Linked DNA regions of Homo sapiens: region 1 is linked to region 2. The links are chromatin loops, found by intact Hi-C in ENCODE. Cell type or tissue: GM12878. All regions are shown on one strand. Each heading gives the region's core, and the rest is flanking DNA. Links, peaks and the distances in the headings are about the cores only. Region 1 holds the start of HAVCR2 (hepatitis A virus cellular receptor 2). Region 2 overlaps TIMD4 (T cell immunoglobulin and mucin domain containing 4).

Region 1 (15,788 bases), core at 1,760-9,759, 190 kb after region 2:
GTGGTCAGACATTGGGATAAACGTTTTAGACATTTTCTTATTTAAAGCCCATAAGGTGTGATTTATGAGATTTATGACATTATGAGGTGGGACTCACCTATTAACCTCATTTTACAGAAGAAAAAAAAAATGGAGCTCCAGAGAGTTTAGAAGAGACCAGGACACTGACAAGAAATACCTTAAAATTAACCTTCATGATCAATGTGACTTGACTTCTGCTTTATGCCCAGTGTTCTCTTCTGGAGCACCCTGAGTACGTCCTTGCTGAATTACATGAAGAATTTAACTATTCTTTCTGTGGCTGGAATCCAGGGAAGGTGATGGGCTTTATTCTAGCTAGAAGGCATCCTAGAAATCACCTAATCCAATGTGTCAGTTCCCAAACACAGACTGACACCAGTTCATGACCAAACATCACCAGTCCAGGGTCAGTCAGAAAATGTGGACAAAGTAATGAGCATTTCATTCAATTTAGTTAATATTTAAGTAAAATTAAAGACTATAAAGTTTATTAACTTTTTTCCAGTTAAAATTTAAGTAAAATAATCCTAAGCCAGACCATCTTTTTCCCAGCACAGGTGTGTCTCCACCACTTCCCTCTTTTCAAACACTATTTCAGGTGCACGGAGATATCCATGCCTCCACTCTCACACTGTTTTCTCATCTTTTTTTCCCACATTCAAAATCCTCTGAATTCAGAGCCAGCTAAAGATTCCCTCCTCTGCCCCATGCATAGTTACCTGGGCCATGTCCCCTGGTGGTAAGCATCCTTGGAAAGGCTGCAGTGAAGTCTCTCTGCCGAGTCGGTGCAGGGGTGACCTTGGCTAATGTCAGAAACAACATAAGGATGAAAATTATCTGAGAGCAGAAAGCTTATTTCAGGGAATCAAAGGGGCAGCAAGAAAAAAATGCGAAAGACAATTAAGAAAGAGAAATACACCCTCAGCTTCCAAACCTGCCTGGATACCTACGTTGAGAGTGTATCACACACTTCAAATGTTTGACAAAGGTAAGATGCAGTCATCATTGTTACATTCTGATTATTAATAGCGGAACTAACAGCCACACAAATGGCCATAATTACAGGTTGAAGACTCCTTATCTGAAATGCTTGAGATCAGAAATGTTTTAGATTTTGAATTTTTTTTTTTTTTTTGAAACGGAGTTTTGCTCTTGTTGCCCAGGCTGGAGTGCAATGGCATAATCTCGGCTCACTGCAACCTCCGCCTCCTGGGTTCAAGCAATTCTCCTGCCTCAGACTCCTGAGTAGCTGGGACTACAGGCATGTGCAACCACACCTGGCTAATTTTGTATTTTTAGTAGAGACAGGGTTTCTCCATGTTGGTCAGACTGGTCTCGAACTCCCGACCTCAGGTGATCCACCCACCTCAGCCTCCCAAAGTGCTGGGATTATAGGCATGAGCCACCACGCCCAGCCATGTTTTTATTTTTTTATTTTTTAGTATCTGCCTATACTTATGTTCCAATGAGCTTTTCCTTTGAATGTCATGTCAGTGTCCAAAAAGTTTTGGATTTTAGAGCATTTCAGATTTTGGTGCATTTTAGGTTTTAGATTTTCAGATTTGGGATGCCCAACCTATAAAGGCTTTTAATAAAATATTATCACATAAAATCCTTCTAATGGCCCACATGATCGGTATTATTGTCATATTTTATAGAAGAGGAGCTCACAGCGTTTCAATAACTTGCTCAGGATTATATAGCTAGTAAGAGGCAGAGTTAGATGTAAACTCAGCTCTATCTGGGCACAAAGTACATGTTATAGAAATCTTAAGTCTGTTCACCTCCCAGCATACATGCATAACCCAGCAGTTCACCATGCTGGCTGCACCTGGGGTAAAATCACCTGAGGTAGACTCTGTAAAAAGCTAATGCTTAGCATCTACCTCCAGAGATGCTGATTTCTCTGGTTTTTGGTAGTGGGGTTTTTTCTTCTGCTTTTTAAGAGATAGGGGTAGCCACAGTATATCAGCCAGGCTGGTCTCAAACTCCTGACCTCAAGTGATCCTCCTGCTTCAGCCTCTCAAAGTATTGGGATTATAGGCATGAGCCACTGTACCTGGCATCTATAGTTGTTTAAAAACTCTCTATGTGATTCTAATGAGAGTCAGGGTCTCTAACCACTGATCTAGGCCTTTCATCCCATCTATACATTCCACCCATGAGTTTTGGCTTTTCTTTTCTTTTCTTTTTTTTTTTTTGAGACAGAGTTTCACCCTTGTCAGCCAGGCTGGAGTACAATGGCGAGATCTTGGCTTACCACAACCTCCGACTCCCAGGTTCAAGTGATTCTCCTGCTTCAGCCCCCCAAGTAGCTAGAATTACAGGCTCCCGTAACCATGCCTGGCTAATTTTTTGTATTTTTAGTGGAGACAAGGTTTTACTATGTTGGCCAGGCTGGTCTCGAATTCCTGACCTCATGATCCACCGGCCTCAGCCTCCCAAAGTGCTGGGATTAGAGGTGTGAGCCACCACGCCCAGGCACACCCATGAGTTTTAAAACAGAGAGAAGGTGTTAAATATCACTGAGCATCACCAATGGGGCCTGTTAAACTTTAGGTCTTAGTGGCCCTCCTCCAGGGCTATAATTAGGGAAGTCAGAGATGAGAACAATCAGTACCTTTAATATGATCCACAGATAAATCTTATTCATAAAGATGGCATGCAAATGTCCACTCACCTGGTTTGATGACCAACTTCAGGTTAAATTTTTCATCATTCATTATGCCTGGGATTTGGATCCGGCAGCAGTAGATCCCACTGTCTGCTAGAGTCACATTCTCTATGGTCAGGGACACATCTCCTTTGCGGAAATCCCCATTTAGCCAGTATCTGGATGTCCAATAATTCACATCCCTTTCATCAGTCCTGAGCACCACGTTGCCACATTCAAACACAGGACAGGCTCCTTTGCCCCAGCAGACGGGCACGAGGTTCCCTGGGGCGGCTGGGGTGTAGAAGCAGGGCAGATAGGCATTCTGACCGACCTCCGCTCTGTATTCCACTTCTGAGGACCCTGCATAGAGAGAGAAGGAGAGCCAAGACTCAAGCGGTGAGTGAGGTTACTCCATTTCAGGAAAACTGCAAGCCATGTCTTACAGAATAAAGAGGAAGCTACTGCTGCAGTCCTGTTTGGAGGATGATTCGCTGTGACAATGCTTCTCAGATGTGAAGGCCATCAGAATCACTGGGAAGCCTTGCGAAAACACAGATTGCTGGGCTCAACTGCTAGAGTTCCTGACTCAGTTGGCCTGTGGTAGAGCCTGAGAACTTTTATTTCTAACAAGTTCTCAAGTGTTGCTGAAGTGGCTGGTCTCAGAACCTCACTTTCAGAAACACTGCCCTAGGAGAGAATTGTGGCCCAATTCTGTGAACACGGGAGAACAGGGCTGATGGAAACAGACAATCAGAAAATTAGTCATGGTCAGCCAGGAAACGGCCCGCCCATCTGGGCTACTTGCTTGTTCATCAACAAAGGGAGGCTCTCCTAACATACTTCTCTTTTTAAGCAGCAAGTGCACAGTAAATACAAACCCTTGGTTAAATAAGGATCTTGTGTATTTGAAACTACTCATGGAGTTGTTTTAAGGTTTAAAGTTGTGAAAAGAAATTAAATTTTGGGACCCCAAACTCATTCAGTCAAAGGGAAAAGTCAAGCTGGGAACTGGGTCACAGAAACCTGCCTCCTCTTTTTGATTCCTGAATAAGATGGCTACAGGATGAAAGGCTGCATACCTCCCCCATATTTTGCCCACAAGGAAATTCCTGGTCAGCTGTGCAATGCAGATTGATAGCTCATCTTTACCGGTGCGGTCACCCTGGCCAGACACAAATGCGTTATCTGATTGTTTCCCTACCCCATTTTGTCTGTGTTATCTAATGTAAAATGCAGATTCCCCATATTTTTCCTCTGCCCCCCCCCCTTTTTTATGTGAAAACTGAGTGCTTCTCAATATCCCACCTTGTCCCCTTTAAATCTGGAGCCCTCAAAATCATCTTCTGAGAAAGTCATAGACCTGTCTCTCAGGTGCCTCCTTAACTTTGGCAAACAAATCTCCTAAAATGATTGAGACTTGTCTCCTCATTTTCCTCAAATGACAAAGTTAATTCCATTAAAAAAAAACTATATATATTTTATATATGATAAAACATTCATTATATATTTTCTTTTGATTTTTTATGTCCCCTTTGTTTTCATATGACTCAACTACAGTAAAAACATTCAAACACTATCAAAGGTGTATGAAAAAGTGGCCGGGCACACGGTGGGTCACGCCTGTAATCCCAGCACTTTGGGAGGCTGAGATGGGCAGATTACTTGAGGCCATGAGTTTGAGACCAGCCTGACCAACATGGTAAAACCCTGTCTCTACTAAAAATTAAAAACATTAGCTGGGTGTGGTGGTGCACGCCTGTGATCCCAGCTACTCCGGTGCCTAAGGCAGGAGAATCACTTGAACCTGGGAGGCGGAGATTGCAGTGAGCCAAAATGGTGCCACCACTGCACTCCAGCCTGGGCAATAGAGTGAGACTCCATCTCAATTGAAAAAAAGAAAAAGAAAGAAAAGAAAAAGAAAAAAAGGAAAGAAAAGAAAAGAAAAATATGCCTTACTCTCCCAACTCTTTACCATTCCCTGGTTCCTTTTCCTAGAGCTTATACATTAAGAAATGTCCACATATTCCTGCTCCCCGACAATGCACACACACAAATAGAAGCCTAATATATGCATTATTCTGCAACTTTTTTTCTTTAATAACATTATAATTTTGAGACATTCTATACCAGTATGTTTTGTCAGACTCACTGTTTGTATCATGATTATATCACATTTATTTACCCACTCCCTCATCGACGGACATTTAGGTTGCTTCCAAGCTTTTGCTATTACAAACAACATTACAATGGCCATCCTTGTATCTCTCCCTTGTCCTCTGTACAGCACCATTATGTCATTGTAAATATCCATGCCGAGACTTACTTGTAAGTAGTAGCAGCAGCAGCAGCAGGACACAGTCAAAGGGAAGATGTGAAAACATGGAGCTTGCAGAAGAAAAGTCAGAGGACACCTCTGTTAGGCACAGTTTTAACTCTCCAAATGGACTGGGTACTTCTTCCAACTGTCTACTCCACAATCACATGAGCAGTAGCCGCCCCCACTGAGTGCTAGCTCAGCACACCCGGGTGTCTGATTGCCAGTGATTCTTATAGTAACACTGCCAGGTCTACAGTCACATTAAAGGAAACCAAAGTTCTCTGTCATGCCACACTACACACATCCTGTAAGTGTTCTGATGTCTGTCCTGTGATATCAACAAAGAGGAAGCAATACTTCAGTGGAAGAAAACGCTACTCAGTCATGGCACATAAAGAGAACCCTCTAATAATGTCTCAGATGAGATACACCTGAAATGGAGCATGTCCGAGTCCATCTGACTAGCGGGGAACACAAAGTACAGATGCATCATCCATGGATTCATTCACTCAAATCAGTCCCTTCATCAGGCCTGTGACCAAAGTTTATGAAGCCCCTACTTTGCACCAGGCACTGGACTAGGAAGTGGAACACAACAGTGAATGGCATGTTCCTTATCCTCACATTTACAGACCATAGCAACTCCCAGCATAAGCCTCACTCTCATCCTTCTTCTAACACAGATTAGGTTGTATCCTATAACCTTGCTGAGTCTCAGTTTCCTCATTTATATAATTTATAAAATGAGAAAATTGTATTAGATAATACATGCATGGCTCTCTGTTCTAATATTCTGACTTTGACCTTCAAACTTCCAACTCTTCAATTTAGAAAAAACATGTTCCTTTTGGCAACAGTTCCTTTCCTCTACTCTGAGTAGAATTAAGGGGATCTTGGTATCCTGTTTCATCTCATGCATACAAGGTGCCCCCTCTCCCCTACCCCAAGAGGCTTTGGCCATGAATGATCAGAAAGTGTTGAGTTCCAGCCACACTCCCATAACTGAGGTAACAGCTTAGACTCACGTAGCCTCAGCTCTGGGAGTGTGACCTTTATCTGGACACCTTAAAAGCAAAAGCTTTTTTTTATAAAAGGGAAGTGAGCTCACAGGCTGAGTGGTTTCTGAAAAGCCAGTGGCCTTCCTCTATGTCTTGCCTTCCTGAGTTTCTTTGTCATTCACATTTATGCCATTAAATGCATTGGGTATAAATACCAAATTTGTTCAATATAAACAAATGGCATTTAATATAAATATGCAACTTGTTCAATGTGTGTACTTCCCATAGCATTGCAGAGTGGCAGTTACTCAAGAGATCATAATCAATTTCTCATTTTATTTTATTTTATTTTTATTTATTTATTTATTTTTTTGAGATGGAGTTTCGCTCTTTTTGTCCAGGCTGGAGTGCAATGGCATGATCTCGGCTCACTGCAACCTCTGCCTCCCGGGTTCAAGTGATTCTCCTGCCTCAGCCTCCTGAGTAGCTGGGATTACAGGCATGTGCCACCACCCCGGATAATTTTGTATTTTTAGTAGAGACGGGGTTTCTCCATGTTGGTCAGGCTGTTCTTGAACTCCCGACCTCAGGCGATCCACCCGCCTCGGCCTCCCAAAGTGCTGGGTTTACAGGCATAGCCACCGCGCCCGGCCAATTTCTCATTTTATAGACAAGGAATCTGAGACTTCAGAAAATTGATTTGCCGAAAGGCACATGATTGGTGATTTAGAATGAGAGCATAAGCCCCCTAAGTGACAGATTTTTTCCACTATAAATTATGTTTTATTAATTTAATGTTTGTCTTCCCACATAACTAATAACCAGCAAATGACCATATTCAAGCATAAGGTAGAATAGATTAAATATGGGGTCTGGGGTTATTTTTATTAGCAGCATGAACTTGGTCAAGGCTCTTAAAAGCATCAGCCCTCAGTTTCTGTGTTTTGTTTTGTTTTGTTTTTGTTTTTGTTTTGAGACAGAGTCTTGCTCTGTCGCCCAGGCTGGAGTGCAGTGGCGCGATCTCGGCTCACTGCAAACTCCGCCTCCTGTGTTCAAGCAATTCTCCTGTCTCAGCCTCCCAAGTAGCTGGGACTAAGAGCGCACACCACCATGCCCGGCTAATTTTTGTATTTTTAGTAGAGACAGGGTTTCACCATATTGGTCAGGCTGGTCTCGAACTTCTGACCTCAGGTGATCTACCTGCCTCGGCCTCTCAAAATGCTGGGATTACAGGCATGAGCCACCGTGCCCAGCGATGTTTTGTTTTTACCACTTTGTTTTCTGCTCATTTCTAGAATTGCTACTGAGACCAGCTTTATAAAACATTAACAATTTATTAGTTCATTAAAGTCTAGATATGAAGGGGTCTAGAGATCTCCTTTAACTCTCTTGTGTGTGTAGGGAGCTGGTTCTGAACATTTTCATGTTCACTTAACTTTTATTTCCTGTTTATTTTCTTAAAAACTTTAGATAATACATTCAAATAGTTAAAAAGTAAAAGGAATATAAAAAGCTCAAGAAGCCTTGATCCCATGATCCCATCCTTCCATGTTTACCCCCATTTCTCCCACCTATGCTATAGGTTTTCTTTTTTTTTTTTTTTTGACATAGAGTCTCGCCCTGTCACCCAGGCTGGAGTGCAGCGTCACGATCTCAGCTCACTGCAACCTGCGACTCCCAAGTTCAAGCGATTCTCCTGCCTCAGCCTCCTGAGTAGCTGAGATTATAGGCACCTGCCACCGTGCCCAGCTAATTTTTGTATTTTTAGTAGAGATGGGTTTTCACCATGTTGGTCAGGCTGATCTCGAACTCCTGACCTTGCAATCTGCCCACTTCAGCCTCCCAAAGTGCTGGGATTACAGGCTTGAGCCACTGCACCCGACCAGGTTTTCATTTTCATAAGTTTCTTGTGTATACTCCCAATGCAAACCCAAGAAAATAAAATATATATTCTCATACTCTCTTTTCTTAGACAAAATACCATATACCTTTTTTGAAACTTGCATTTTCCTATTGTTATTTGCTGAAATATTTATTTTTAAAATTTTATTTATTTTATTTATTTTATTTTTATTTATTTATTTATTTATTTTTTGAGATGGAGTTTCACTCTTGTCTCTCAGGCTGGAGTGCAATGGTGCTATCTCGGCTTACTGCAACCTCTGCCTCCCCTCAGCCTCCCAAGTAGCTGGGATTATAGGCACCTGTCACCATGCCCGGTTAATTTTTGTATTTTTAGTAGAGACAGGGTTTTACCATGTTGGCCAGGCTGGTCTCAAATTCCTGACCTCAGGTGATCTGCCCGTCCCAGCATTCCAAATTGCTGATTACAGGCAGGAGCCGCCGCACCTGGCCCTTTATTTTTTTTTAAATTTGTTTTAATTTATTTTTAGAGACAAGGGTCTCACTAGGTTACCCAGGCTGGTCTCAAACTCCTGGGCTCAAGGGATCCTCCTGCCTCAGCCTCCCAAAGTGCTGGGATTACAGGTGTGAGCCACCATGCCGAGTCTGCTGAAATATTTTTAAACGAATCCCAGACATCGTGCTATTTCACTTTTACGTACTTTAGTGTGCAATCTTCCTTTTTAAAAAATGGGCATTCTGAAGCCGGGTGTGGTGACTCACGGCTGTAATCCCAGCACTTTGGGAGGCCGAGGCAGGTGGATCACCTGAGGTCAGAAGATCGAGACCAGCCTGGCTAACACGGTGAAAACCCCATCTCTACTAAAAATACAAAAAATTAGCCAGGCATGGTGGTGGGTGCCTGTAATCGCAGCTACTTGGGAGGCTGAGGCAGGAGAATCGCTTGAACCAGGGAGGCAGAGGTTGCAGTGAGCCGAGATTGTGCCACTGCATTCCAGCCTGGACAACAAGCGCAAAATTTCGTCTCAAAACAAACCAACCAACAAACAAAAATGGACATTCTGCTAATATAATCATAATATCATTATCGCACATAACAAATTTAATGATGCCTTAGAAGCACCTAGTACTTCAGTCTATAGCCAAATCTCCCTGATTATCTCAAAAATGTCTTTTTTCAATCAGTTTGTTTAAATCCAGATCCAAACAAGTCCCAGCATTGCATTTGTTTGCTATGTCCCTCAAGTCTCTTTTAATCGAAGACAGTCTGCCCTCCACCCCCTTGCCATTGGTTATACAAACCAGTTATACAAACCAGGTTTTGTCCTGTGAAATGCTCCACATTCAGGGTTTGTCTGTTTCCCTGTGGGGTCATTTACATTATTCCTCTTTTCTTCGAATTTGCTGAAAATGAAAGTTTGCTCTAGAGGTTTAGTTGGAACGTGGTTTGACTTCTTGGCAAAAACACGTCACAGCTGGTGCCTTGTGCTTCACATTTCATCACAATTGTCTGGTTGCTCCACAGCATGCAACCTTCTTTTTTAAATGTATTTAAATTTTTTTTTTTTTTTTTTGAGACGAAGTCTTGCTCCATCACCCAGGTCAGAGCACAATGGTGCAAACTCGGTTCACTGTAAACTCTGCCTCAAGCAGTTCTCCTGCCTCAGCCTCCTGAGTAGCTGGGATTACAAACACGAGCCACCATGCCCAGCAAATTTTTTGTATTTTTAGTAGGGACAAGGTTTCACCATGTTGACCAGGCTGGTCTCGAACTCCTGACCTTAAGTGATCCAACTACCTCGGCCTCCCAAAGTTCTGGGATTACAGGCATGAGCAACCGCGCCCAGCCTAAAATCTTTTGTTTCAGCTCATGTAGAATGTCCTCATTCTTTTTTATTTTTTCGCTCTGTCCCCAGGCTGGAGTGCAATGGCGCGATCTCGGCTCACTGCAAGCTCTGCCTCCCAGATTCATGCCATTCTCCAGCCTCAGCCTCCCGAGTAGCTGGGACTACAGGTGCCTGCCACCACGCCCGGCTAGTTTTTTGTATTTTTAGTAGAGACTGGGTTTCATCGTGTTAGCCAGGATGGTCTCGATCTTCTGACCTCATGATCCGCCCGCCTTGGCCTCCCAAAGTGCTGGGATTACAGGCGTGAGCCACCGCGCCTGGCCGAATGTCCTCATTTTTTTATTACAGCTACATAGACTCCATTAGATGAACTCACTGGGCCAGGCACAGTGTGCATAGAGTGTAACTCTAATTATGCAAAAGTTCATAAAATGGAAGTTAGAGCCAGATCAGGAGACAGGATAATATGGGTTATTTAGATGGCAGCATCCGGAAAATCTCAGTCCAACTAGAATCTTCCCTACACAATTGGGAAGTGCAGTGGAGTAGATACTGGGGAGTAACCACAATGACCACTTAAGGTGGGGACCCTATATGTACTTAAATTGAGTTGATAATTAACTTGGTTAAATCACATCTCAGGTTACATAGACCTAACTGAGATTAGTTCAAAATTTTGCAAAGGAAGAAACAGGTTGAATATTAAGGGTAAGAGGTTAAATTAAGCAATTGTGAGCCAGATGTTCTGACTTCCAGATTGTAACTAGCCACGTGAGTTCCCATGAAGGGTACTGTCACCTTGTGTGTTTGTACAGTACTTTAAAAACCTTTTTAAAAAATTATATAAATCATATTCACTGCAGAAAATTTTGAAAAATACGAATTAAAAAATAAATAAATAAAACAAATGTTGTCATAATCTCAGTACCATGAAATAGCCACTTTCAACTTAATGAGTCTTCTTTCAGATTCTTTTTTTTTTTTTTTTTGTAGAGATGGGAATCTCACTGTGTTGCCCAGGCTGGTCTTGAACTCCTGGGTTCAAGTGATCTGCCCATCTCAGCCTCCCAAAGTGCTGGGATTATAGGTGTGAGCTACTGGGCCCAGCTTAAGTTAACTTTCAACACTTTTGCCCTCCTCACCAGGTCCCAGCACTAAGAGGGCTACGTCAGACCACCAAGATCCTGGGCATACCTGGAAGAAACTTCAGGTTTTTCAGGGTCTTCAGAATAACGTGTTTACAAAGATAAATAAATTTCCCCTTTGCTATTGACTACCTCTCACAGCATGACTATGGCGTGTTCTTATATTGATTTTGATGCACCCATATGCCAACAAAACTCTCTTACCAAAGACTCCATACATTATTATGCTGCCAATGAGAGAAAACCCAACTCAAGCTGGCTTCAACTATAAAGTGAATTTATTAACTGACATTATGGAAAAATCCAGGTTCAGGCAAGGCTTGATTCAGTGGCTCTCAGAGAGGTCACCAAGAACCTAGTTTCTGACTGATGTTAACATTCAGTTGCCTCCAGGGCTGTCTCTTTTCTCAGATTCTACACAGTGCCCCTCTCTTGCACCCACAGAGCACACATCTGTGTGAATCACTCCCCTATTGGTTAAGGGATTTATACTCTTTCAAAGGCCCAAGTCTGGGTCTGAGTCACAGACTCATTCCTGAAAAATCACTGTCCCCAAAGGGTCAAAAAGCATTAATAGGCTTAGGCCTGGGTCACCTCCCCACACTTCATGTTCTGAAATGAGAGAAGAGTGATTCCCCTAAATAAAAACTGCAGTGCATTTCAGGAGGAGAGACAGAAGTTGGACAACAAAAACAAACATCCACTAGAGACCCCTTACACAAAAAGGGAAGAGGCAGGAGATGGGGAAAGAAACTTTCTCCTCCAAGTATATATGGTTTTTTTCTTACCTAAAAATGACATTTTACTAATGCAGCGTTTTTTAAGTTACAAGGACATGCTCTTCACAACCCTGAAGAGATGATAAAGAGCTCCTGTGTTTATAGAGAGTTTTTTATTTAGTAACCATGAATGGATGCCAGAGAGATTAAGCTTGAGGTCACACTCAAGTGAGTGCAAGGCCAGCTTAAAGCCCCTTCCAATATAGAATACAGTGGCCCAGGAAGGACAAGTCAGCATTCTGAGCTATCACAACATTTATCCAGCAAGTAATTTTTTAAAAATTATTTTAGTGACAGAGTCTCTCTCTGTCACCCATGCTGAAGTGCAGTAGTGCAAGCATTACTTACTGTAGCCTCAAACTCCTGGGCTTAAGCTCAATACTTACAGTTTATAAGTACTTACAAACTATAAATTTATGCTATGTAATGTTCTTTATTCTGTTATATTTTTCCATTAAACAATAGTTTAACCTTAAAGCCATAATGTGACATCTACATATCCATTGTTTTATAAAAAATTAAAAAGTCTGATGGTAGTAATACTGGCAGTGTCATGGAGCAAGATAAATACTTATCTTCCCTATTCAGCCTCCTGAGCAGCTGGGACCACAGGCATGAGCTACCACACCCTGTTTGTTATTTTTATTTTTGTACAGAAGGGGTCTCACTTTGTTGCCCAAGCTGATCTTGAGCTCCAGGATTCAAGCAATCCTCCCACCTCAGCCTCCCAAAGTGCTGGGATTACAGGTGTGAGCCACCGCACCCAGCCTTATCCATTAAGTAACTTCTAAGGGAAATTGATGCTGCTCCTGCCTGAGTAACTAAATGTCTTTCGAGTAGAGGAAATGGAGAGGGGTATAGAAATACTACACCCTTAATAGCTCAGCTAGGCTCCCAATGATGAAAATGAAAAGAATGAAAAGGGGTTCCTCACCCAAAAAATTCAGCTGAGCTATGTGAGTTACTGTGGGAAATCTTATCTGCAGTCTCATCTTGAAAGTGAAGGTCCCACAACCTCCTACAGAGGCCCCACTGGTGGGGGAGCAGCATGAGTGGTCTCTCATTCTGAGCATGGTTTCCAGTGTGGCATCGCCCTTATCTTTCTGTTTGCTGGTTATTAGCCTTTTACCCCGGGTTCAGATAGTTAAGCTTATCATAGTCTTCAATACATGGACGTACTCATCGTCAGTCCCTTGAGGTCCTTTGCTTGTTTTTGTTTTTGTTTTTTTTTTTCACTTTACTATTTCCCCCGCATTGTCTCTGACCCACATTCTCATTTTTCTCTTCTCAAAGGCATCCACCTTACAGGGGAATGTTGAGCAGCTTTCAAAAGCTCACATTCTCACCGACAGTGAGAACTCTTTTGATGTTCTATGCTGCTGCCAATATCAGTACCATCAGGCTATTTCATTTTTTCCAAAACAATGGATATGTAATGATGTCACAATATGGCTTTAAGGTCAAACTACTGTTTAATGGAAATATAACAGAATATAGGACGTTATATAAACATAAATTTATAGTTTATAAATACTTTGAAGCAAAAACTCAAGTAACTAGGACTCCAAAAAAAAAAAAAAAAACACTGCTAGTCTCCATAAGTCTCTTCTATTCCCCATGCCAAGACCATGTACTTCTTCCTGATCACAAAATCTTCCCAGCTTGGCACAGTGGCTCATGCCTGGGAGGCTGAGGTAGGAGGATTGCTTGAAGCCAGGAGTTCAAGGCCAGCCTAGGCAACAGGGCAAGACTGTCTCTCCAAAACAAAGTAGCTGGGTGCAATGGCTCACACCTGTAATCTCAGCACTTTGGGAAGCCAAGTGGGAGGACTGCTTGAGGCCAGGAGTTCAAGACCTGGACAACAGAGTGAGATCTCATCTCTACAAAAAAAAAAAAATTATTTATAAAAATCTTCCCTCTCTCCTACAGGAAATCACCCTGAATTTTGCAATTATAGTCTTTTTTATAGCTTTACCAGCTATGTGTGTATCCCAAAATTATATGTATAGTTTTCCTTGGGTTTGAACATTATGTGAATAAAATCATATAGTCTGTAGTCTTTTGTGTTTTATTTAAGTCAATAGCATATTTGTGAAATCCATTCATGCTGTTTGTATCCCTGTAGGTTGTTTATGTATTTTTACTAAACAGTTTTTCTGGGAATGAATATACCTCATATTCTTTGTTCATTCTAATTTATTTATTTATTTATTTAGAGACAGAATCTTGCGCTCTGTCTCCCAGGCTGCAGTGCAGTGGCTAAGTCTCACCTCAGTACTACCTCTACCTCCCAGGTTCAAGCGATTCTCCTGCCTTAGCCTCCCGAGTAGCTGGGATTACAGGTGTGTGCTACCACGACAAGCTAATTTTTGTATTTTTGGTAGAGATAGGGTTTCACCATGTTGGCCAGTTGGTATCAAACTCTTGACCTCAGGTGATCTGCCCACCTCGGCCTTCCAAAGTGCTGGGATTACAGGCATGAGCCACCACACCCGGCCACGTTCATTCTACTTTATCTTTTGTTTAGTTATCATAAACAATGCCATTCTGCACATTCTCATAGATGAATCCTGGTACACAAATAGAGAAGCTTCTCTGGACTACATTTCTAGAGCAGAATTACTGTGTCAGAAGGTATAAACATCTTGAACCTTACTAGAGAATGCCTAATTAGTTTCTAAGACTCCCAGCAGCAGTATACAGCAATTTCTTTATCCTACATTCTCAGCAACGCTTGGTATTATCAAAGTTGGCTTTTTTGTCTTTTTGTTTGTTTGTTGCCAAATTGGTAAAGGTATAATAACATCTCACTGTGGTTTTAATTTGAATCTTCATAGTTATTAATAAGTTAAGAATCTTTTGTTTCTTATTTTTATTTTTTTAACTTTTTTCATTTTTTGTTTTTTGAAACAGAGTCTTACTCTTCTGTCTAGGCTGGAGTGCAGTGGCACTATCTCGGCTCACTGCAACCTCCACCTCCCAGATTCAAGCAATTCTCTTGCCTCAGCCTCCCAAGTAGCTGGGATTACAGGGGTGTGCCACCACATCCAGCTGGTTTTTATATTTTTACTAGAGACGTGGTTTCACCATGCTGGACAGGTAGGTCTCGAACTCCTGACCTCAGGTGATCCACCCACCTCGGCCTCCCAAAGTGCTGGGATTACAGGTGTGAGCCACTGTGTCTGGCCATTTTTTTTTTCTTTTTGAGACAGAGTCTTGCTTTGTCACCCAGGTTGGAGTACAGTGGTGTAATCTTGGCTTATTGCAACCTCTGCCTCCTGGGTTCAAGCGATTCTCCTGCCTCAGCCTCCCAAGTAGCTGAGACTATAGGCACCCACCACTACACCTGGCCAATTTTTGTATTTTTAGTAGAGACAGGGTTTCGCCATGTTGGCTAGCCTGGTCTCGAACTTCTGACCTCAGGTGATCCACTCACCTTGGCCTCCCAAAGTGCTGGGATTACAGGCATGAGCCACCGTGCCCAGTCAGGATCCTTTATTTTGATTAGGAACTATTTGGACTTTTTTGGACAAATGCTTATTCAACTCTTTTGCCCATTTTCCCATCGAGTTTCTATATTTTTCTTATTATGCAAATAATTTATATATTCTGGTACTAGTTATCTTCTGTTTAAATCCATTGCAAATATTTTCTCCCACACTGGGCTTTTCACTTTACACTGTGTTTTCTTTTTTTTCTTTCTTTTTTTTTCCTTTTTACACTATCCACGTGGAAATATACGGTATGTTTTCTTGAACTTCCTTAATTTTAATATAGTAAAGTTGACTAATCTTTCCTTTTCTGAGTAGTACATTAGTATTAGTACTTTTTAAGAAATTCTCCTCTTATCCAGAGATTATAAAAATATTTGACTACATTAACTTAAATCTTTATAATTTTGCCTTCCATGCTTAAGCCTTTAATCTTCCTGGAATTTATTTGTGCGTGTTTTATCCCAGCCCCATTTATTGGAAATTTCATCATTTTCCCACTACTTTGTAATGACATCTCTATCCTATTTCAGAAATCACATAGTGCAAGATGACTGACTAGAGATGCCTGGCACTCCTCTCCCCCAAAAGAAAGGACCAAGGCAATAAATAATAGCTGAGATTTGACCAGATGTCAAAGGGACAGCACTAGAGTACAGTGGGAAAGTAGA
Region 2 (15,788 bases), core at 5,077-13,076:
TGTGCAACAAAGATTACCACTTAACCAATCTCCCACTTTTCTCTTACAATCTTGGTGTCAAGACATCTTTCTAGTGTCTTCTGAAGAGATTCATAGTGCCACCCCGACCCTAAGGACATTCCTTCTCTGATTATCTTTTGTCTTATTATCACTTTCCATAGACTAAATATTATATCTTGGTTTGTAACTACTTTAGGGGGCCTCTTCCAGAGTAATTGGTCATTATCTTTATGCCTCAGATCTTCTTGAGCGATATTGATGATTTCCATATGCAAAATCACATGGGGTTAGTAGAGCCACACAAACTTAGGCCAAGCTTTGTTCTGATTAATTAGAAACATTATTTTCTGGTGCAAAGCTACCCCCTCTCTAGGGCTGAAGTTTGCAAACATTGCTGTATATTCAAATCACCTGAAGTGCTTTAAAAACTGATGCCCATGTCTCCTCGTTGTGAATCAAATCAGGACCTCAGATGGGAGCCAGGCATCAGTATTTTTAAAAATGTTTTAATTATTTATTTATTTTATTATTTTACTTTTTGAGATGGAGTTTCGCTCTTGTCACCCAGGCTGGAGTGCAATGGCGTGATCCTGGCTCACTGCAACCTCCACATCCCAGCTTCAAGTGATTTTCCTGCCTCAGCCTCCCGAGTACCTGGGATTGCAGGCGCCTACCACCATGCATAGCTAATTTTTGTATTTTTAGTAGAGGTGGGGTTTCACCATGTTGGCCAGGCTGGTCTCGAATTCCTGACCTCAGGTGATCCACCCTCCTCGGCCTCCCAAAGTGCTGGGATTACAGGCGTGGGCCACAGCATCTTGCCTAAATTTATTTTTAATTGACAATAATTGTGTATATTTATGGGGTACAAGGTGATGTTTTGATCTATGGATCAGGCATCAGTATTTTTTAAGTTTCTCCATGTGATTCCAGTGTGCAGCTGAGTTTGAAAATCAATGCTTTAGACCAGGACTTCTCAAACTTTAATGTGCACATGAGTGACCTAGAGATCCTAGATGTTACAAGGTGAATTCTGATTCATAGGATCTATGGTAGGGCCTGGGATTCTGCATTTCTAATATGCTCCCAGGTGATGACAAAACTGCTGGTCTGAATCTCACACTTCGAATAGCAAGGGTCTAGATATAAAATGTAGATCTAGTAGTAGTCTATTCTAACAGCGGATCTGAACAAACTAAATTCCATTTGGGTTCAACTGCAAAGTCACAGGAAAAGTGATCACTGCAATAAAGTCAAGAGCAGGGGCTGTGAGTGAGAGAACTGAGAGGATGGTTGTTTTTGATCTCTAGTTTATAGACTTAGGTTGACCAACCATCCAAGAGAAGCCATCTTTGCAAAATTATAACGATGAGAGAAATCTGACACAGTCGACCCCATTTTGCATAACTGACATATTTTGACCCCATAGTTTCCACAATCCCTTATTGCTCAGGAGTCATATGGCCAGAGATCACAAGGTTTGCGACTTCCCCAGTTGCTCATCTAGGTAACATCACTACTGTAGAAACTAAGATTGGTTTTTTGAAATATTTTTTCAACAGATCCCACCCGGCCTTGTGACTCATGATTCACCCGGTCCTGTGGCCCCACCCAGAGTTGGACTCAGCACACAAAGAAGTGTTCCACACCCCTATGATTTCATCCCCAATTTATCAGCAGCACCCTTTCCCTAGACCCCTGCTCTCCAAACTGTCCATAAAAACCCTAACCTTCAAGCCTTTGGGGAGATTGATTTGTATAATAACTCTATTTCCCATGTGGCTGGCGTCATGTCCATTAAACTTTTTCTCTACTGCAATGCCGTGTTCTCAATGAACTGGTTTTGTCTGTGCAGATGGCACAGGAAGAACCTATTGGGTGATTACACCAGTTTGCCCAGGACTGAGGGGTTCCTGGCATGTGGGACTTTGAGTTTTAAAACCAAGAAAGCCCAGAGCAAATTGAGACAAGTTGGTCACCATAGTTATGGTGCTGCTAGGAGAGCAGCAGAGCAGCCAAGCTGTGCGCTTTTTGCATTCTGATTCCTCTTCCTGGGGGCAGCAGCCCACTATAAAGCCAGGGGTGTGCTAAGATAGATGGCTTACGGAAAAGGAACGCTGAATTGCATGGCCACACCAACAAGAACTTAATTACATGACTCCAGAAGGGCAATAACAGGGCAGATTCTGTGAAAACTCCAGAATCTTAGCCACAGAGACAAGTCTAGAAAACACAGTTTAGTGCTTTGCTCTAGCACTGGTTAACTGTGGGACCTGGGCAACTCATGCCCCCTTTCTGAGCCTCAGTTTCCTTGGCTGAAAATGGGAGTGAAACTGACAGATGTGTGCGAGTCTTTGCTGTGCTCCCACCCCATTATTTCACATACAGTATGGATAATGCATATAACCGCACAATAGCACCTTTTCAGCACAAGCAGCAAATCCACCTTCTGTTTTGCGAGCAGCCATTTCCAGTGCTCCCCAAACTCCCTCTGGATAGCATTAGCATTCATCTTATTCGGGAACACTTCCCTTCACTGTCCTTTGATGCTCAGAGAGCTGAGAACTCACAGTGCTTTTTTTTTTTAAGGCTGTAACATATTTACAAATCTAAATGAAGCTCTATTTCCAGACCCAGTCTTTCGGTTTTGAGTGGCTTCCTCCTTCTGCTCTCACCTCCACCCAGGGAGCCCACTTCTCAACTTCCTGTTTTCTTTAGAGAGACAAAGAGTCTCCCCAGCCACCCATTGCTGGATTCCTGTTAACCTTTCATTAAGCCTGCTGACAGCTGGCTTTAGCTCTTCATGAGTTAGTTCAACACATTCCCATTTAAATGTGTCCCACCTGGCTTCATTAAGTTTCCTGCCAGGTTCTCCCTTTACAGCTTCCTCTGCAAATGCAAATCAGATTCTGAGTAAATAATATGGGGACAAGGGAAGATTGAGCTATAATGGGGTTGTAACTGGAAAGCCATTGATATACTCAGGTTGCTGTGGATCAGAGGACACTGAAATCCATTTGAGTCCAATGCAGGTCAGTGTTACAGAGCCATATGCATGAAGTCTGGAATTGGAGCCCTCACTGTGAAGTACAGGGTAGTGGTTAGAGTGTGGAGTCCTTCAAGCCTGGTTCAAAACCTGGCTCTGCTACAGGAGATTGGACGACGTGACCTTGAGCAAGTTCCTTCACCTGCCTGTGCTTCTGTTTTCTTAGCTCCAAAGCCAAAATAATATACCCGCTTTATTGAGCTGCTGTCAGGAGTCAATGAGATAATTGCCTTGAAACAGTTAATAGAGTACCCAGAATATAATAGGTGCTCATTACAAATTGATAGTATCTCCTGTGTTTAGCCTAGAAAGGCCATGGTGAGGAATTAGGTTGCTTTAAATTGAGCTTGCATGCGGCCCAGGATGGCTTTGAATGTGGCCCAATACAAATTGGTAAACTTTCTTAAACATTATGAGATTTTTTTTGCGATTTTTTTAGCTTATTAGTTATAATTAGTGTTCGCGTATTTTATGTGTGGCCCAAGATAATTCCTTTACTTCCAGTGTGGCCCAGGGAAGCCAAAAGATTGGAAACTCCTGCTTTAAATTGTGAGGTTTGATTGTGGATCCACCATATAATCATTAGCTGTAAGAAGCACATACTGCATCACATTCCTTCCTTATGGAAATGGAAAAACAACATTGATTCCATTCGATTGCATTACCTTTTTGTTTGTTTGTTTGTTTTTTGAGACAGACACAGTCTTAATCCGTTTCCCAGGCTGGAGTGCAATGGTGCGATCTCGGCTCACTGCAACCTCCTCCTCCCAGGTTCAACCGATTTTCCTGCCTCAGCCTCCCGAGTAGCTGGAATTACAGGCACCTGCCACCAAGCTTAGCTAATTTTTGTATTTTGGGTAGAGACAGGGTTTCGCCATGTTGGCCAGGCTGGTCTCAAACTCCTGGCCTCAAGTGATGTGCCACCTCGGCCTCCCAAAGTGCTGGGATTACAGGTGTGAGCCACTGCACCCGGCCTATTCTATTGCATTTCCCATGTGTGTTTTGTCTCATTCAGAAGTGAAGCTCCTTAAAAGAAGCAATTCTCTCTCCTGGGCCCCACATACAATAGATACCAAAAAGTTATTTATAGATGCTAACAATTCATCCTGATTACACAAAGAGGGAATGAGAGGAGCAACTACATCCACAGCCTCCTCTGATCAAGGAGTCTCAGTATAAGAATTATATATTTATTTTAATTCATCTTTTACTAAAATCCACCCTTTATCCCCAGTCTCAAACTGGCTACCTTGTTTTAGCCCACAGCCATGTTTTGCTTGCCCAGGAAATCATTTTAACTAATTTTAAATTTTAATGCCCTTAAGTGGACATACACTCCGATTTATCATGGGCCATGTCATCTCCCTTTGACTCCCTCAACTGTATCAGCTGCCTGGCCTCTAAATTCATCAGAGTTTGCCACCTCTGCCCCAGGCAGAGCTAAGTGTGCTGCTTCTAGGTAGGTCTAGGGGCCAAGGATGAAAAGGGCTGGAAGACAGGAGACAGGAGACCCATACCTGTATTGAAAGAGGGTATCTCTGCCACAGCATGGAGAACAGACAGGAAAAGGAGTAAAGTCAGAGATTATAATTAGGAAGATACTGCAGGAATCCAGCCAGAAAGTGCTATCAGCTTAAAGGAGATGAAGCAGCAGGACCTTTGCCCCTGGTACTGGAAGCTCCTGACCCTCTGTCTGGCCAAGCCCACCACCACACAGCCCTGGTAAAGGGAGATTGTTTTCTTGAACACTTTATCTGTTAGGAATTACTACAGTGCAACATTTCTCAAACTCTAACGCACATCAGAATCATCTGGAGGGTCTGTTAAAACACAGTTTGCTAGACTCTACCCCCAGAGTTTCTGATTCTGGAGGTATGGGGTGAAGGACATGAATCTGCATTTCTATCAAGTACCAGTGACACGGAGGCTGCTGGTCTGAAGTGCATAGTTTGAGAGCCACCGGGCTAGACCAGCATTTTTCAGAACTTGGTTCCATATTAGAACCACTTTGGGACATTTTTCAAAAATTCAGATGCCCAAGTCATACCCTGGACCAATTACAGAAAGAATCTCTTAAAGGGTAGGACTCAGGAATTGGCATTTAAAAAGCTCCCCAGTTGATTATTCAGCTAACATTGAGAACTACTAGGACAGAGGCTCCTGGAGGCCATTACGAGCTCTAAAATACTATGATTGCTCATGTTAGTGTTTCTTAGTCGGTACAAGGAGTTTCAGAAATACATTTGGGAATCGATTGAAAATACCCCTTTGCAAAACAGAAAAGTAATATTCATTGAGTTTAAATGTTCTGTTTAGGAAGTGTCTGTCGTCTTCTTTTTCTAGTCAGACCCAAGCTGGTAGTGACATTGATAATGGCGGTGGTTTTGGAAGGTGGATAGGGAGCATGAGCTAAGTTAGGGTTGGGTGTATCATTACCTCACAAGATACTATAACCTGACTACATACACAAAGCCATCTGGCCCCACTCCATTTTCTAGATGGGGAAATTCAGGCCCTGAACCTGGCTCTAGACCCACTTCCCCAACGTTTCTAAATAAATGTTTGAGTTTAGCACACTAGACAAAGTCACTTTAAGTATCTTAAGCTGACATCAAAGCCAAGTTGACCAAAAAAAAAAAAAAATTTTTTTTTTAAAAAAAGGGCCAGGCACAGTGGCTCACGCCTGTAATCCCAGAACTTTGGGAGGCCAAGGCAGGCAGATCACCTAAGGTCAGGAGCTCGAGACCAGTCTGGCCAACATGGCAAAACCCATCTCTACTAAAAATATAAAAAATTAGCCAGGTGTGGTGGCGGGCGCCTGTAATCCCAGCTGCTTGGGAGGCTGAGGCAGGAGAATCGTTTGAACCCACCAGGCAGAGGTTGCAGTTAGCCAAGATCATGCAATTGCACTCCAGCCTGGGCAACAACAGCAAAACTCCGTCTCGAAAAGACGAGAAAAGAAAAGAGAAGAGAAAAAGAAAAGAAACAGCTGCCAATCTGCTGCTAATTGTTTTCATCATTGGTGCCAATCATTCTGCCCAACTGCAACTGAACAAGTCAGAAGTCAGGCTGCCTTGGGCCAGTTTTTCCAAGTACCCAGGTGAGGGGGATTTTTACTAACTGTTGGATCAGTGTTGTGTGAACTAATAGGACAAAAAAATCTATAGGCTTCACCAGTCAAGTAATTAGACTGACTTTTTTCTCTCTTAAATGTAATGTCAAGAGAGTTGAAATCCAAAGATGGCTACATTTAGAGAACCACGTACTTATTCCATTAATGTTGCTATTGCTGTAAACATGCTGGGAAGTCCTTCACAGAAATGTCTTTCAGATCTGGTTTACTTTCCACATTTCTACCCAGCCAGAAGCCCCTCTCACTCAGGCACACATGTTTTTTATACATTCATTCAACAACTGTTTGCTTTAATCTCTCTCCCATGGCTCCTCGTGTTAGCAGTTATTAAAGTTTTAAAATAAACCTGTTGTTGCTGAGGAGCACATTTCCAAGATTATATTTAGAGAAACTTATTTGGATTGCCTTGCTTTCACATCCACGCACTGCCCCTGGTTGAATATTCCTGTCATTCACCACATTTTACTCCCACGGACTCTTCCCTGTTTCCAAAATTAAATTCCCCAAGCAAGAACTAGGATGTGACACTATGGTCACCTCTAAAGACACTCAAATGTGAAAAGAAAATAATAGAAAATTTAGGAGTTTTAGAAGTGAGTCAATGTTGGCCAAGTGCAGTGGCCCAAGCCTGTAATCCCAGCACTCGGGGAGGCTGAGGCAGGCAGATTACCTGAGGTCAGGAGCTAGAGACCCACCTGGCCAATACAGTGAAACCCCATCTCTACTAAAAATACAAAAATTGGTGGTCATGGTGGCATGCACCTGTAAGCCCAGCTGCTCAATCAGGAGGCTTAGGCAGGAGAATCGCTTGAACCCGGGAGGCGGAGGTTGCAGTGAGCAGAGATTGTCCATTGCACTCCAGCCTGGGCAACAGAGCAAGACTCCGTCTCAAGAAAGAAAATAAAGAAGTGAGTCACAGTTACGGTGTGATTCCATGTCATTTCCTGCATTGTTAATGAACCATAGGCTCTGTGCTGCTCATATCATACCTGCAGTGAGACAATGAACTCTGAAAGCTGGGCATAAAAGGAGAGATACGAATCCATACGAGATGAAGGCAATTAGGGTAACAAAAGAACCAGAAATTGTATCCCAGAAGCAAGGAAATTTGGAGAAACATGAGATTCTCCTTCTAATACCTGAAGAGTTAACAGCTCTCCAGTACTTCCCAGCATGCTTAGAGCAATAGCAACATTAATGGAATAAGCACATGTTTCTCCAAAGGTAACCATCTTTTGGATTTCTACTCTCTTGACATTACCTTTAAGAGAGAAAAAAAAAAATCAGTCTTATTGACTGATGGAGCCTATAGATTTTTTGTCCTGTTAGTTCACACAACACTGATCCGGCAGTTAATAAAGGAGATGTTCTGATAGGCATAAGGAGCTCAACTATGACCTATGGGCAGATGTCATCCGGAGACAGATTTTGCTATAAATATTTCTTAATCTCAGAACTGCTCTGAGATTGAATGGACTCCCTTGCGTGTGGTAAGGAGTTCACTGTCACTGAAAGTGTTCAAGTGTACTGTGAAAGATCACTTAGCGGTGATTCTACAGAGATGATTAGAGCATGGACAGAGAAGTTGTGGTCTCTAAAGTACCCTTCATTCATGAAACTAAAGCAAGCCTGGATCAATGACATCCATGGAATAAGTGAGTCTTTTTTATGAAACAAGGAAATCTACTAAGACTTATTTTGACACTGGAGTGTCATGCCCCCATCCTCAATCTAACATGCTACTGCGTTGTTAGAGGGTAAAAAGGCCGTCTTCGTCTTCCCTTCCATGCTGCACGTCATTGAGGACATTTTTACTATCTCCAATGTAGTCTAGCCTGTAAACAGAAAAGAGGGGCTCATAATGGGAAACACAAGACTAGAAAACAAAACAAAACAGATGCTGCTAAGTTACAGTGCAATTACCCTTAAAGTTCAAAGGGCTCACAGTTCATTTAGTCTAAGCTCCACATTTTACAGATGGGAAAACTGAGGCTGCAGGGGAAAAAGAGTTTCTGCCAATCCATTATAATGAGATAAAAAAGATTCTTAGCAAAATATAAAATCATGATTTCAATACGTTTATTTACCAAAAGGTCTCTAAGTGTGACCTTGAAAGGTCACCTCGCTGGGTGTCAATTTTCCTTCTTGCTAATACATATTGTGGTATTAATGCAACTAATTAGTGAATGCAATTAATTAGGCAAGGACTTCATTAATAATTTATGCCTTTTTTAAAAATTTCTTTTCCAAAAGCTATAGAATAGGGCAAATAGCTAAAATCCCTTACTAGAGAATCTTCAAATACTATTTTTAAAAAGGCCCCAAAACAAGCTGCTTCCATGGTCTAACTGGGCAGAGGAACCAACTCCCAGGAATAATATTCTACATGCTTTTTTCATTTTCCATATTGCCAACGCTCCTCAATAAACTCCAGTTTAACAATGGCCTCTTAAACTAACTTACCCATAGGTGAACAAAAAATTTCAGAGTAAAGTGCCATATCACCTTCTTTCTTTTGCGTGCTATACTTCTATTAATCCCACCTGCCTTGGTACTGGCATTTTGCTCAGAGTGTTAACCAAGACACAGGTTAATGTGAGCTAAATCTGCACAACTTTTTCACTTCTAATGTCACATCTTTCCAACTCTATGTGTAATCGTAACACAAGCTCAAGTCATTAAACCACTGAGTAGTAGCTAATCATTTGTAACAGCTTGTACAATCATTACAACACCCATTCATGCAAGATAGATTACCTTGTGTGTTTCTGCGAACAATAGGTTTCCATGAGTTTCCCTGAAAAGACAAGGCCACAGTGTGAGCAGAGTGGCTGCGGTGCATAGAACATGCAAAATGCTGGGGGAATTCCAGTGCTGCCCCGCAAAGAGCAGATATGGGCCAAAGGTGAGAACCAGTGGCTGGCTTTGGCAGAAAAAGCCATTCCCTTTCCCAGGTCAAACACTTGCTATTTTAACCACAGTTAGTGCTCATCAATTACCAAGTTGTTCCAACATTCTGGGCAATGGTGTTAAGCTATTTCATTCTGAGTCATCTGCCTATCCAGAATTCAAGCACTCACTTGGGTTTCAAAACACTTCTTTACGAGACATACTCAGAATTTTCCAAAACTGTAATCATGCCTTTGTATGAAGGCTAACAGCAGGATTCCAGTAAATTTTAAATTTGCTTTTGCACCTGGGGCAGGTGTTGAAATATACAAGTTTCATTATTATTCAAATCAGCTGAGATGGTTACTAGTCTCATCTCCTGACATACTGCCCTGAAACAGCTTTTGTTAATGAGTACAGAACAATTTATCCCCATTTTACAACAGTACCAGGTGCCACGTGCCTATAATTTGCCTGAAAACCATAAGCTGTTTCATGGCTGTTTTTGTAGCATTTTAAAACTTTTGGGGGCGGGGGGCAGGGGTGGGATGGAGGTGCAAGGTCATGGAGCAGCTTGCTAACTTAATGAAAACTACAGACCTTGTCCCCTGAAAAATGCAGGCATGAACACATAAACACTTTTGCATGTGATTTCAAAGGATTCACATTACCCTTGAAGTCCATCTGTGGCCTCCAGGTTAAGAAAGCTTGCTTTTAGGGAACATATAAGAAAACCAGGATCACGCCAGGCATGGTGGCTCATGCCTGTAATCCCAGAGCTTTGGGAGGCTAAAGTGGGTGGATCACCTGAGGTCAGGAGTTTGAGTCCAACCTAGCCCACATGGTGAAACCCCCTCCTACTAAACATACAAAAATTAGTCCCGTGTGATGGCGTGAACCTGTAGTCTCAGCTACTCAGGAGGCTGAGGCAGGAGAATCACTTGAACCCAGGAGGCGGAGGTGCAGTAAGCTGAGATCACGCCACTGCACTCCAGCCTGGACAACAGAATGAGACTCTCTCAAAAAAAAAAAAAAAAAAAAAAAAAAAAAAGAAGAAGAAAACCAGGATTGTTCATGGTCTTCGTCCTGCAACAATCCTAGCCAAAAGAAGAGACAAGCTAGGGTTTTCCCAACCAAAGAACAGAGAAAGTGAACAAAGTAGGAAATAGTACTTTCCTCTTAAGGCAGTAATAGGGATAAAATGAATTAGGCACATCAAGAGTATACCATCAGGACTGGCACAGAAATGTCCAATAAATGAAGGTGCTCTTCTGCTTTTTTTCCTTTTCCAAAACGTAAACTCTACCAGGAGGTTAATACACAGAGTCATTAGCAGCTTGGGGAGAATGAACTTACCTGTTACTTCCCTGGCTGGGATGGGAACAATGGCAGAACTGAGCCTCTTTGGGGAGGGATAAAGGGGAAGGAAGTGGAGACAACTCCAGATCCTCCTGCAGTCGCCAGGGTTCTGAAGTGCTCCATCACCTGGCCCTCCCTCCTTACCTCTCAGGAGAAACGCCACAAACAATGCGAAGAGCACAAATCCCAAGGAGGGGGCGATGATCATCAGTAGTTGGGAGATGGGCATTTCATTCTTCATTGACATGGGTATTCCATCCATCTGATGGGACACAGGCAAGGAGATGGACCCAGTCACTGCTAGATGCCACCCTCACAAGATGACATCCCAGCCCAATAGCACCTTACAACCACCAGCAGTTTCACTACATTTCACCACCTTTTGTCAAAAATCTCTGAAAACCCAAAACACGTGACCCATATCCCAAAATTTTCCGAAGTGTTAGACATCAGGCATAAGGAGCTGTGGGGCTCAGGGGTCTGAGGATAAAAAATAACTGTTGTGAGCTGTGTTCTCCATGGTCAAATCTCTTTCCTAGCCGCTGCTCAAATCCTTTGAGCTCTCCCTAGCCCTGTGCTACTCTTTTCATGGCTGACTTAGGCTTCTAGAGAAAACAGGATGAAAGAGAAAATGAAACTTAATTTCACATTTTCTACAGCAGTGGTTCTCAAAGTCTAGATGGGGGGCCCATGAGATCAAAATGATTTTCATGAGACATTTTTTGCCATTTTCACTATCATTCTCTCATGAGATATACAGTATACTTTCCCAGAGGCTATGTGATGTGTGATGTCATTGCTGTCACTTACACAGAATGTGGAAACAGAGATGAGAATCCCTCTGTCTCCTATTAAGCCAGATATTAATGAGATTTGCAAAAAATGTAAAACAATGCCATATTTCTCAGTAATTTTTTCATTCATTTTTCTCACTAATATTTTTTCAAAATAGAGTTAGTTAGTTGCCATAAAACATGTTATGTTAGCACAAAGTGAGTTTGTTGTTATTTTTAAATAAATTGATTTTTTTAAATGTTTTAAATACAGATACCTGTATAACAAACTTGCACATGTACCCCTGAACCTAAAAGAAAAGTTTAAACTTTTTTTTTTTAATTTTAAAAAATGAGATGGTGTCTCGCTATGTTGCCCAGGCTGGGCTCAAGCTCCTGCCATTGCTGGGATTAAATTTTTTTTTTTTTTTTTTTTTTTGACACAGAGTCTCACTCTGTCAGCCAGGCTGGAGTGCAGTGGTGCAATCTCAGCTAACTGCAACCTCTGCCTCCCGAGTTCAAGCAATTCTCCTGCCTCAACCTCCCACGTAGCTGGGGTTACAGGCATGCATATCCAAGCCCGGCTAATTTTTTTGTTTTTAGTACAGATGGGTTTCCACCATGTTGGCTAGGCTGGTCTCGAACTCCTGACCTCAAGTGATCTGCCCACCTCAGCCTCCCAAAGTGCTGGGATTATAGGCATGAGCCACTGCACCCGGCCTAAAAAAATTTTTTAATTGTAAAAATGTCTCAGTTTTTTCTGCTGAGCAGTCTAGAGAATCAAAAACCAAGTCTCAGTTTTAAGAAACTGATTTTTTTTTTCTTTTGTAGAGACAAGGTCTTGCTCTTGCCCAGGCTGGAGTGCAGTGGCAATGATTACAGCTCACTGCAACCTTGAATTCCCGGGTTCAAGCAATCCTCCCACCTCAGCCTCCTGAGTAGCTGGGACTACAGGCATGCATCACGATGCCTGGCTATTTTTTTTTTTTTTAATTTTGTGTAGAGACAGAGTCTCACTATTTTGCCCAGGCTGGTCTTGAACTCCTGGGCTCAAGCAATCCTCCTGCCTCGGCTTCCCAAAGTGGGATTACAGGAGTGTGCCACAAGACCCAGGCTGTTATTTTGTTTGAGACAGGGTCTCTCTCTGTTGCCTACGTTGTAGTGCAGTGGCACAAACAAGGCTCACTGCAGCCTCAACCTCCTGGACTCAAGTGATCCTCCCACCCCAGCCTCCCAAAGTAGCCAGGATTATAGGTACATGATACCACACTCGGCTATTTTTTTTTTAATTTTTATTTTTGTAGAGACAGGGGTCTCGCCCTGTTGCCCAGGCTAGAAACTGAGTTTCAAACGTTTAAAAAGACCTTGTGAAAGTCCCCACTGCCAGTAACATGTTCAAGGTGGTTTAGAGGTCCATGGGGCTGACCAGCCTGAGCCTACTCACCTTCAAAGTCTATGCAGCACCAAAAAAGGACTTCCCTCCCCAAAATCCCATGAAGGTTTATGAGTTTTACTCTACTAAGTTCTCGAGGGCTAATCTAAACATGCAGATGAGTCAAGGACCCAGCTTAGGAAAGCATCTCTCAGCTTTGACATTATCAAGAGCTATATAAAAGTTGGTGTCAGGAAAGGTACTCCTAAATGAAGCCAAAGATGTAAAGTTTGGTTCAATGGGGGTGAGACAGCTATGAATATCTCCAAAATGCACCTGCTGGATTTTTTCCAGGACTGGGTGTTATTGGTTTTGCTGGCCTTGTTGGACTTGTTTTGGCTAGAGGTTCAAAAATAAAGAAGCAGGCATTTCTACCCAGTTTCATAGGATTAGCAGCCTCTATCCATTATCCACAGCAAGCCATCGAGTTTGTGCAGGTCAGAAAGGAGATATTATATGACCAGGGTTTATGAGGATACATAGTCGTGGAAGATTTTTGGAAGGAGAACTTTCTAAAGCCAGGAAATGTGAGGAATTCATCTGAAAATAAATAGAAAATTTCATGCTCTACACATTTTAATCAGTTACAGGTAAGCAACAGAAACTTCAAATGGTCAATCATTATTTTTACAGAAAAATAGCAGAGAAGTCAGTATTGAATATATTAAACTGGCTTTCTTCTTCAGGAAAAACTATACTAGGTCTCTGTTATCTTGGGTGATGCCATCCTACAAGCAAACAAATCTGAAATCCTTTCACTTAGAGATAAGGCACAAGGCTTAGAACTCCCTGTACTCATGTTGCTATTTACATACATGATTAAAATCCAAGTTAAAAAAAGAAAAAGAGAGAGAGAGAGAGAATATAGGCCAGGCATGTTGGCTCACGCCTGTAATCCTGGCACTTTGGGAGGCCAAGATGGGTGGACCACTTGAGGCTAGGAACTGAAGACCAGCCTGGCCAACATAATGAAACCACATCTCTGTTAAAAATATAAAAAATCAGCCAGGCATGGTGGCATGTGCCTGTAATCCCAGCTACTCAGGAGGCTGAGGCAGGAGAATCGCTTGAACCCAGGAGGCAGAGGTTGCGGTGAGTCAAGATTGCACCACTGCACTCCAGCCTGGGCAAGAGTGAGACTTTGTCTCAAAAAAAATTGAGAACTGCTGCTCTGCAGGCAGGCATTGGGGCATCTTGCTGGGGCTATGCCATCTCCATTGACCAAGATATGCTCTCTCCCTCTCTTCCTGTTCCATTCTGTAACACACAGAATCCCAGAGACAGTGGGCACAGCAACCAGGACAGGACAACAGACAGTGTCTGAGAGAGAGATGGGGAAGAAGAAAGAGGGGATGGGGAAACTTTACTTATCCTTTACAGACTTCTGTACTGCCTGAAGCTTTCACTTAAAATGGCTTGAATCACTTTTGTAATAATAAAAATAGCACCCTCAGAAAACAAGAGAAATATTGATGGCAGGTGTTGATTCTGCAGTATGTCATGAACTCTGGGTCACGCAGACGGAACACACAATGATCTTGCATGTTTTTTATATTTTTTTCTTTTTGCTTTTCAAAGTATTGGCACATACAGATGTAACAATCAAGGTTATTTCTGCCAAGAGTACAAGTCTATAAATTATTGGGCTGTTTCATAATTGTTGCAATGAATTTTGCGACAGCAATATCCTGCTTTTCCTAGTCCATCTCTGCAAACCTCTGCGGATTTTTTGTTTGTTTGTTTTTTGTTTTGTTTTGTTTTAAGAGACACAGTCTCACTCTGCCACCAGGCTGGAGTGCAATAGCGCCATCTTGGCTCACTGCAACCTCTGCCTCCTGGGTTCAAGCAATTCTCATGCCTCAGCCTTCTGGGTAGCTGGGACTACAGGCATGTGCCACCACACCTGGCTAATTTTTGCATTTTTGATAGAGATGGGGTTTTGCCGTGTTGGCCAGGGTGATCTCAAATTTCTGGCATCAAGTGATCTGCCCACCTTGGCCTCCCAAAGTGCTGGGATTATAGGCATGAGCCACCGTGCCTGGCCACTACTGTGGATTTTTACTATTTAAGTGATATACTGCAAATACTTCACAGATTTTTTACCTGTCCTGTTTTTGTTGTTTTGTTCTGCTCAGGAACTGCTGTATCAGATGCTGGGAAGGAAAAGAGAAGAAAATGGTTATATGTCTGGTTGGGGAATAAAATATCACATCCTGAAATAGGTAATTAAGAGTCCATCTGGAACTGCAGCTGATGTGTTTAATTATTTAATCCCGTGTTTTTTGTATAATCTATTTATGCATATTTGTTTTGATATGGTTTTAATGTAAATTTTATCTGCTATACAACGTTATCCCTGGGAACATCACCATTTTACAGATGAGTAGAGTCAGGCATTGGGCCAGTAGGCAATTGGCTCTAATTTTTCTGTAGGCTTCAGCAATTCATTCAGGATTTTTATCCGGCAAGAAAATTTGTCAGTTTTCTAGTTAATAAATATTTACTGAGCACCTATTATAGGCCATGCAGTGTGATAGCTATACCTTGGACCTCATAGAATTTACAACTTAGTGCAGAAAATGAAATGTAAAAATGTAATGTAAATAGTTGAAAACATAATTAGTTACAAGTACACAATTCTGGGAAAAATACAGTATAAGGGACATATCATGAGGATGCCAGGCTTGTTCTGGAGGGTCAAAGAAAACTTCCTTGAGAATGGGAGTTTATGCTGAGAGGTGGAGTCATGTATTCATAATCTATAGTTGAGTTACAAGGGAACCATACTGAGAATCTACCAAATGCTAAGCACTGTTCCAGGCACTAAGAATACTGTGAGACTGCGGCATGGCCCCTACCCTCAAGAAATTTACAGTCCATTAGAGAAGAGAGACCGAAAGATGATTTCAGCCTAACAGGCCAAAGGTAGTGATGGAGCACACAGGCTGCTGGAAGGGCAGGTAGAGGGAGAAGCATTCAGCTCAACTTTGTAGTTCATTGAAAGTTTTATTAGAATAAAGTGTCATGAGGACAGAGTCCCTGTCTGCTTGTTCACTACTGAGACTGTGATACCACCTCACATATACTTGGTGCTCAATAAATGTTTGTTGAATAACACTTCTGAGTTAAGGTCGTGTAAGAATTAGCCAGGCAAGG

The links. A loop is a pair of places that touch in the nucleus more often than their neighbours do. Peaks named below come from ENCODE experiments on the same cell type or tissue, not always from the same donor. Only the 100,000 strongest peaks of a DNase experiment are listed, where the experiment ranks them.
Region 1: a loop joins it to region 2, with 2.6 times the contacts of the local background. A loop is called at or near these places in 3 of 110 quality-filtered maps.

What each region holds. Positions count from the first base shown.
Region 1 is chr5:157,103,926-157,119,713 of GRCh38, forward strand. It overlaps HAVCR2 (hepatitis A virus cellular receptor 2), which reads right to left and starts at 5,119. Exons shown (of 7, transcript NM_032782.5): 1 at 5,001-5,119; 2 at 2,702-3,037; 3 at 741-824. The coding sequence starts at 5,058. RefSeq lists an enhancer at 4,906-5,055. In GM12878, for the core only: no CTCF peak of the experiment used is centred there; DNase peaks (open chromatin) are centred at 3,436, 5,336 and 6,046; H3K4me3 peaks cover 1,695 bases; H3K27ac peaks cover 2,554 bases.
Region 2 is chr5:156,911,528-156,927,315 of GRCh38, forward strand. It overlaps TIMD4 (T cell immunoglobulin and mucin domain containing 4), which reads right to left. Exons shown (of 9, transcript NM_138379.3): 6 at 14,736-14,785; 7 at 10,572-10,689; 8 at 8,937-8,976; 9 at 7,765-8,014. The coding sequence ends at 7,930. It also overlaps the pseudogene APOOP1. Among named protein-coding and RNA genes, the nearest start is that of TIMD4, 44 kb to the right of the region's middle. RefSeq lists enhancers at 1,081-2,280, 2,281-3,226, 9,267-9,376, 10,946-11,225. In GM12878, for the core only: no CTCF peak of the experiment used is centred there; DNase peaks (open chromatin) are centred at 9,144 and 11,124; H3K4me3 peaks cover 3,846 bases; H3K27ac peaks cover 5,284 bases.